Regions from separate parts of the Homo sapiens genome. Here region 1 is linked to region 2. Evidence: chromatin contacts called from ENCODE Hi-C or POLR2A ChIA-PET data. All regions are on one chromosome and are shown on one strand. The core of a region is the stretch at or near the end of the contact, and the rest is flanking DNA. Distances in the headings are between cores, read along the strand shown. Region 1 holds the start of RNF185 (ring finger protein 185). Region 2 holds the start of RNF215 (ring finger protein 215).

Region 1 (3,931 bases), core at 1,334-3,833, 770 kb before region 2:
AAGAAAAATGTAAAAAGCACCCTTAGCTCACAGACCATATAAACAAGCAGTAGGTCCAGGTTTGGTTCACAGCCTATATATAGTATGCAGATCCCCACTCTAGGTCAGAATTTGCTAACGTGTGCTTCAATTAAAAAAAAAAAAAAGATTTGACATCAAGTAGATTAAACAAATGGAACAAGTTATTATCTTGGCTTATAAGGCACATTTCCTTATTGCAGGACCTCTCAGTGGTTTTAATGTGGTATTACACATTGAGAAGCTCCAAGAAAGAATAATGGTATGTGGCTTTCTCAAACTTATTATTAGCATCAAATCCTTTTTTCAGAGCCACTTCTTCAGACCAGTGGCCTGAAGAACATACTTATGAGAATGTCAATTCAGACACTTCTTTAAAAGGAAACTTTTAGATCGAGAAGTTCTAAAAACTCCAACAAATTAAGATCATTTTACCCAGTACCTGGATAACATCTGAATAAGCATTTCACAACTTTTTTATTTTTTAATCTTGGGAAACACAAGTCGATAACTGGCAGGAAGTTTTGGCTCAACCCTAACTTTTGTGGCGGCGGGGGAGCAAGTCAGCAGAACTGGGTCATAATATGGAGCCTCTGCTCCCTAAGACAACATAAACATTCCTAAGCATTCTAGCAGGTGTTGAAAAAGTGATTTAGGCAGAGCTTTGTAATGCACAAAATAAGGACATAATAATGTTTGATTAGAAAACCAAAGGTATGCTAGAGGCCAGGCACAGTGGCTTACACCTGAAATCCCAGCACTTTGGGAGGCTGAGGCAGGCGGATCACTTGAGGTCAGGAGTTCGAGACCAGCCTGGCCAACATGGTGAAACCCCATCTCTACTAAATACTCAAAAAAAAAAAAAAAAAAGCTGGAACTTGTCATGTGTGTGAACTGGCAAGTCAAGTCTATAAGAGGACTGTTTTTATATGATGCATGGAAAGCTAGCCAACAGACTGCAAAAATTCTCTCACATCTATACACATATTGCTGAAGAGAGGATTCAAGCAGGGATTATGTTCCAGGGAAGAGAAGGCTGGTCTGAACAACCTCAAGGGGTGCTTTCAACTGAGAGTCCTCAATTTTGTGATTCAGAGTTCACTGGCTTCTCCTGGTCAAACATAAAATCTTCAGAGGCATTTCCAACTTGTTCTTAGAAAAAAGCTACTAACCCATGGGGTGGGACCCAGTTTACTTATTCATTCAATAAACATTTAAGGTGCCTCTATCAGATATTGGGTCATTCCAAAGTCCTTGAAAAGAAGGATGGTGCACAGGACAACCAGGAAGAGATTATGTAAGGTCAGATGCATTGGCCTTATTTACAGGAGATGTAGGCTAAAGTGATGGAAGTGTCAAAAGAGAAGAAAAAAGTCACATTTGCCTTGAGAGCAGAGTCAGCACCAGAAAGATGCAGAACAACTCCTTGGAATCACAGACTTTCAAGTTGGAAAGGACCTTCATCTAATACCTATATACCTCCCTCGAAAGGAGGCACGGAGGCAATCCATTCACTCCATCGGTGGTCACCTCTGACGATTCTTCCATTTAAGTTCTTCTATTAAGCAAAAATCTTGCCTTCCTGTAGAATTCACCTGTTAGTCCTAGTTCTGCCTCTTTTAGCCTAAAGATGAAGTGGAAGCCCTCTTTGCCGTAACAGTATTTTCAATTTTTAAAAAGTTAATTCCCTTCCAGTGCTCTCTTTACTGAGCTAACCATTCCAGTTCTTTCAAAGTTCCTGAACTGGCACCAGCTGCCTCAAAGCGAAGAATGGATATCTAGTGCTCACAGCAGGAAAGCACTTAAAATCAATGAGCTTCAAACATTAGTATATACAGGACCCCCCTACGCATAAGTTCAGATTCTAAACCAGAAGTCTGAATTGAGTCCCGCGCTGTAAAGCCGGCATCTCAGAGAATTACAAAGCAGATGGTGTAAGAACCATATTTTGAAAAACACTGCCCCGTTTTAGAGACGAGAAAACTGAGGCCCAGCACAGGGAAGAGATTTGGCCCAGAACGCACAATTGTCTGTCGGTGGCGAAGTCTCGAATCCAGGTCTCTTACTTTCAGCCCAACTCTGTTCACCGCGCTCCCCGGCCTCTGCTTCTCCACTCAGGGCAAACTCGTGAAATGCACTCCCAGATGATAGAGGCGGTCTCGCACGGGGGATAGAATGGGAATCAGTGCCCATGCCTCGAAAGGAGAGCTTGTGGGAGCCCTTCTCTTTCGCAAGGCCTCAGTTTCCCCAATCTGTATTCATGGGACGCAGAACCACAACGCCAGCTCGTCCTCTTTTCGGGGACAGACACGACCGGTCTTGCTGTCTCTGGGCCCCTGGGCTCAGATGTTCAAGCCCGTGTGTCCTGGGAAGGCGGACCCGGGTCTCCCGCCCCCGTCCCTAAACTTTGGCGCCCCCGCCCCAACCCCAGCCCCTCACATACCTGCCTCCGCACAGTTAACGCCAGCCCAGTCAATCAGTTTTTCGGGTACACGGCCAATACTAACGCCGCGTCAATCTGTTGGGTAAGACCTCCGACCCCTCCTACGCGGACTCCAGTCACATGACGCGGAGCCGCCCCTCTCGGAGGGACTTCCGGCCCCAACCGGAAGAGGTTAATTTCCATGGCTGAAGCTCTAAGGTTCCGCCTGCGGGCAGGAAGCGGAGGAACCTTGGAGCTTCGGCAGCTTTTCAAAGAGCTTTGGGTTCGGGGCTCCTAAAAGAAAAAAACTGATTCCGGCCGGGCGCGGTGGCTCCCACCTGTAATTCCAGCAGTTTGGGAGGCCGCGGCGGATGGATCACTTGAGGTCAGGAGTTCGAGACCAGCCTGGCCAAAATGGTGAAACCCCTCTGTACTCAAAATACAAAAAGTAGCCGGTCGTGGTGGCGCACACCTGTAATCCCAGCTACTCGGGAGGCTGAGGCAGGATAATCGCTTGAACCCGGGAGGCGGAGGTTGCAGTGAGCTGAGATCGCACCACTGCACTCTAGCCTGGGCGTCAGAGTGAGACTCCGTCAAAAAAAAAAAAAAAAAAGAGAGAGAGAAAGAACTAACTCATTCCGGAAAGTACCAGATAAACTTGGAACATCTTGTTACACCAGAATATAAGGATGATGGTAATAAGAATCATGGGAATGTGTCAAAGAACACAGGAGCTGTCTTTAAGGAGATCTTACTGGCCAAGTCAGGGCAATTTCAGAATCAAAATATGGAGTGATAGTAATAGAGTATAACTAATTGAATAAAATAGTAATCCATGAGTCTTTACAAACATAAAGAAGTGAGCATATTAATGGGTGAAGGGAAAGTCTTCCTTTTAGTAGAATGCTAGCTAATAAACATGGTGGAATTAGGAAATCAATAATGTGTGGTAAAACTAGAGAAACGGGATGTTTACAACAGCAAAAGTGTCTCCCATAAATTAGCTATTGATTACAAAGGGAAAATGGTGATGTTACAGAGGTTTAACCTAGCAGAACAAACAGATCAAAGTGATCAAAGTTAACACCACTAGTTAATGGGTCAGATCAAGGGCCTCCTAATAAAATGCACTGAGAACACATCTGTGGTATTTCTGTCAAAAGTGCACCGTACACATCTCATGAGGAAGTGCTAGAGAACCCCAAATGAAGGACACTGTCTACAAAATAACTCATTGTCATGAAAAACAGAGAAAAGCTGAGGAACTGTTCCAGTTTAAAGGAGACTAAAGAAGCATGACAACAAAATGTGGTGTGTGATTCTAAATAGGACCCTGGACTGGGGTAGTGGTGGTGGTGGAATAGTTGTAATGGACAATATTGGGACAAGTAATGAAATTTGAATATGGATTGTGGATTAGCTGTTAATACATATTGTATCAAATCACATACTGATAGGTGATGGAGCTTGTGATTTGCACTCAAGCAGTCA
Region 2 (4,060 bases), core at 390-2,889:
TAATAGGGGTCTAATTTCTTCTCCTAATGGTTAATTCAATTTCTTAGCACAATTTACCAAACAGTCCATGCTACTGCCTCCTTGTATCTCCACAAACACAATGTTTCCTCTGATGTACACCATCTTTAGATGTGTGGGTCAGTTTCTGGCCTATTTCATGTTCCATTTGTCTGTCTTTAGGCTGATATCGGGGGCTGTCTTATATACCCGTCTCACACTTCTTCAGGAGCAACTTGGTCATCCCATATCAGTGTTCCTACAGGTGTTCACTGTAAAATTCTTTCAATTTTTCTGGAGAAAAAAGAGTGTTGTGGCTCATCTGGCCCAGGTTGGAGTGCAGTGGCACCATCTCAGGTCACTGCAAGCTCCGCCTCCCGGGTTCACGCCATTCTGCTGCCTCAGCCTCCCGAGTAGCTGGGACTACAGGCGCCTCCCAACATGCCCGGCTATTTTTTTGCATTTTTAGTAGAGACGGGGTTTCACCTTGTTAGCCACGATGGTTTCGATCTGCTAACCTCATGATCCGCCTGCCTCAGCCTCCCAAAGTGCTGGGATTACAGGCGTGACCCACCGCGCCCTGCCCACCATACAATTTTTAAAGGCTCAGGTTTCAGACTGAGCCAGCTCCCAGCAGCCCCAACCCTTGGAGAAACGGACAAGTTTTAGAACAGTAGTGGAACTTCCACATTCCAGTAGACATTTGAGTTATTTGCTGGGGGTGAGGCAGTGTTGATTGTACATGGTGCTTATTTATTTATTTATTTATTTAGAGACGGAGTTTCACTCTTGTCGCCCAGGCTGGATTCCAATGGCGCGATCTCGGCTCGCCGCAACCTCCGCCTCCCGGGTTCAAGCGATTCTCCTGCCTCAGCCTCCTGAGTAGCTGGAATTACAGGCATGCGCCACCACGCCCGGCTAATTTTGTATTTTTAGTAGAGACGGGGTTTCTCCATGTTGGTCAGGCGGGTCTCGAACTCCCGACCTCAGGTGATCCGCCCGCCTCGGCCTCCCAAAGTGCTGGGATTACAGGCGTGAGCCACCGCGCCCGGCCTATGGTGCCCATTTCACAGATGAGGGAAGTGACCCAGCCTCTCGGTCCCACTGAGGCACTGAGTCCCTGCCTGCTTCGTTTTGCCTTGCCCCCCAGCCCCTTTCCCCTGCCCCTCTATCTCCCCTGTCGGCTTCCCACGCCAGTCTCTGGTTCTCTGCCTCCTGCTGTTTAGTGGGGTCGAGACAGGGAGGACCGGGGAAGAGAGGGATGTGACTTGGCCCTGGCCACCCCGTGGGTCCACGGGGCTGCCGCAGAACAAGGGCCTGCCACCAGGCCCCTTAGACATCCCTTGCTCCTGCCCTTCTCAGGCTCTGATCGTGTCTCTGCTCCCCCAGGTCGCCCTTTCCAACTATTTTCCTGTCTGCCCCGCTGACGCGTCCGCTGCCGAAGCACCTCCTCTCTCTGACTTTCCGCCTTCCCGCTGCGACCCCGGTTTTGCCCCTCTCCAGCTCCCTCAGCCGCGGGCACCTGAGCTCTCCGCGGCCACCAGGGGGCGCCCGCGGCCCAGTCTGGGCGCGAGAGCCGCCAAGCGCCCACTCCGTTCCTCCTGGTGCCCCGCCCCGTCCGGCCGCGGCCCCGCCCCTCCCGGCGCCCCGCCCCGTCCGGCAGCGGCCTCGCTCCCTCCGATCCCCCCCGCGCCCGGGACCCCTGGCCCCACTGTTGGGCCAGCTCGCCGGGTCCGGCCATGGGCCCCGCCGCTCGCCCCGCGCTGAGATCGCCGCCGCCGCCTCCGCCGCCGCCTCCGTCTCCGCTGCTGCTGCTGCTGCCCCTGCTGCCGCTGTGGCTGGGCCTGGCGGGGCCCGGGGCCGCGGCGGACGGCAGCGAGCCGGCGGCCGGGGCGGGGCGGGGCGGAGCCCGCGCCGTGCGGGTGGACGTGAGACTGCCGCGCCAGGACGCTCTGGTCCTGGAGGGCGTCAGGATCGGCTCCGAAGCCGACCCGGCGCCCCTGCTGGGCGGTCGTCTGCTGCTGGTGAGCGCTGCTGAGCCATCTGGCCGCATCACTAAACCCCTCTCTCAACCCTCCCTAGAGACCCCGCACCCTGAACCGACGTTCATCCTCCACCAAGCCTTGAGAGTCCAGCGCCCCTCCCCAGGCTCCCCAGGCCCCCAGCATTCCGGCTTCCCAAACCAGAGAGCCAGATGCTCTGGGAACTCTGGCCTTGGCATCCACTGTGATGACCCCGGCTCCCTCCCCCACCACACCCTACCTCCCTCTGCTCATGGCCCCTTGCCACACAGATGGACATCGTGGATGCCGAGCAGGAGGCACCAGTGGAAGGCTGGATTGCAGTGGCATACGTGGGCAAGGAGCAGGCGGCCCAGTTCCACCAGGAGAATAAGGGCAGTGGCCCGCAGGCCTATCCCAAGGCCCTGGTCCAGCAGGTGCAGGGGATGTCTATGGGGGAGGGGGCTGGAGGAAAGGATTCCAAGGCATCTGCTAGAGCCAGGCCCTCCTTAGATGGGCCCTTAAGAGCTTGCAGAGAAGCCCTAGGCCTGGTGGGTCAGGGCACCCCAGTTTGAAGAATGGAGTCAGTATGGCTTCGAAGCAGGGAGGTGAGAGGAGGCCAGAGAGAGGTTGAGAAGCTTGACCAGGCTCTGAGAGTATGGGATGGGGGAGCTGCTGCTGACGACCACTGCTGGGACTGCCCTGATAGGACCGGGGAAGGCACAGCGCATCTGGAAGGGAGGCAGGAGGAAGAAAGCAGTTTCCACCTTTGACCTCAAGGAGCTTATGGCAGTCTGTCCAGAGTTTTGCTCACTGCAGGGCCAGGAGCTAAGAGCAGCTAGGGCTGCAGGTGGTGAGACAGGTGTGCAGGCAGGGTATATGCTAGCCTCTCGCCTTCTATCCCTCTGCAGATGCGGCGGGCCCTCTTCCTGGGTGCCTCTGCCCTGCTTCTTCTCATCCTGAACCACAACGTGGTCCGAGAGGTAAATCGGACCAGGCCGTGAGGGTAAGCAAGCTGGGGAAAGGGGGACCCAGGCCTGCTGACCTCCTTGTCTCCCTGCAGCTGGACATATCCCAGCTTCTGCTCAGGCCAGTGATCGTCCTCCATTATTCCTCCAATGTCACCAAGCTGTTGGATGCATTGCTGCAGTGAGTTGGTATTTAGACTTCAAAGGACTGACCCTGGGTACAGAGAGCCCCTGGTTCTCCCATGGACTGAGGGGGCTTGGGACCAGGGCCTTACCTGTTAGCCTTTTTTTTTTTTTTTGAGATGGAGTATCACTCGTGTTGCCCAGGCTGGAGTGCAGTGGCGCAATCTCGGCTCACTGGAACCTCTGCCTTCCAGGTTCAAGTGATTCTCCTGCCTCAGTCTCCCAAGTAGCTAGGATCACAGTCATGTGCCACCACACCCAGCTAATTTTTTGTATTTTTAGTAGAGACAGGGTTTCACCATGTTGGCCAGGCTGGTCTTGAACACCTGACCTCAGTTCCACCTGCCTCGGCCTCCCAAAGTGCTGGGATTACAGGCAGGAGCCCCCGTTGCCACTGCTGCTGCTGCTGCCCCTGCTGCCACTGTGGCTGGGCCTGGCAGGGCCCGGCCTAACTGTTAACTTTTTTTTTTTTTTTTTTTTGAGATGGAGTTTCGCTCTGTCACCCAGGCTGGAGTGCAGTGGCGCGATCTCGGCTCTCTGCAAGCTCTGCCTCCCGGGTTCATGCCATTCTCCCACCTCAGCCTCCCAAGTAGCTGGGACTACAGGTGCCCACCACCATGCCCGGCTAATTTTTTTGTATTTTTAGTAGAGACGGGGTTTCACCATGTTAGCCAGGATGGTCTCGATCTGCTGACCTTGTGATCTACTCGTCTCGGCCTCCCAAAGTGCTGGGATTACAGGTGTGAGCCACCGTACCCAGCCAACTGTTAGCTTTAAGACTGCCCTCTCGGCTGGGAATGGTGGCTCATGCCTGTAATCCCAGCACTTTGGTAAGCCAAAGAAGGAGTATCACTTGAGTCCAGGAGTTTGAGACCAGCCTGGGCAACATGGCAAGACTCAGTCTCTACAAAA

Evidence for each region. Hi-C counts contacts between places; a loop is a spot of excess contacts on that map. ChIA-PET counts read pairs that join two places held with the same protein, here RNA polymerase II (POLR2A). Pooled maps may share reads with other maps.
Region 1: a loop to region 2 is called in a pooled map, with 3 times the contacts of the local background. The contact joins the promoter of RNF185 here to the promoter of RNF215 in region 2. A Hi-C loop is called at or near these places in 1 of 50 pooled maps. POLR2A ChIA-PET finds 5 or more read pairs at or near these places in 5 of 52 experiments (A673, MCF 10A, Panc1 and 2 more).

The regions. Positions count from the first base shown.
Region 1 is chr22:31,158,834-31,162,764 of GRCh38, reverse strand. It overlaps RNF185 (ring finger protein 185), which reads right to left and starts at 2,583. Exons shown (of 7, transcript NM_152267.4): 1 at 2,462-2,583. MIR3928 (microRNA 3928) reads left to right here and starts at 2,646; the gene lies at 2,646-2,703.
Region 2 is chr22:30,384,990-30,389,049 of GRCh38, reverse strand. It overlaps RNF215 (ring finger protein 215), which reads left to right and starts at 1,639. Exons shown (of 9, transcript NM_001017981.2): 1 at 1,639-2,021; 2 at 2,291-2,434; 3 at 2,909-2,980; 4 at 3,061-3,146. The coding sequence starts at 1,737. RefSeq lists a silencer at 1,540-1,899.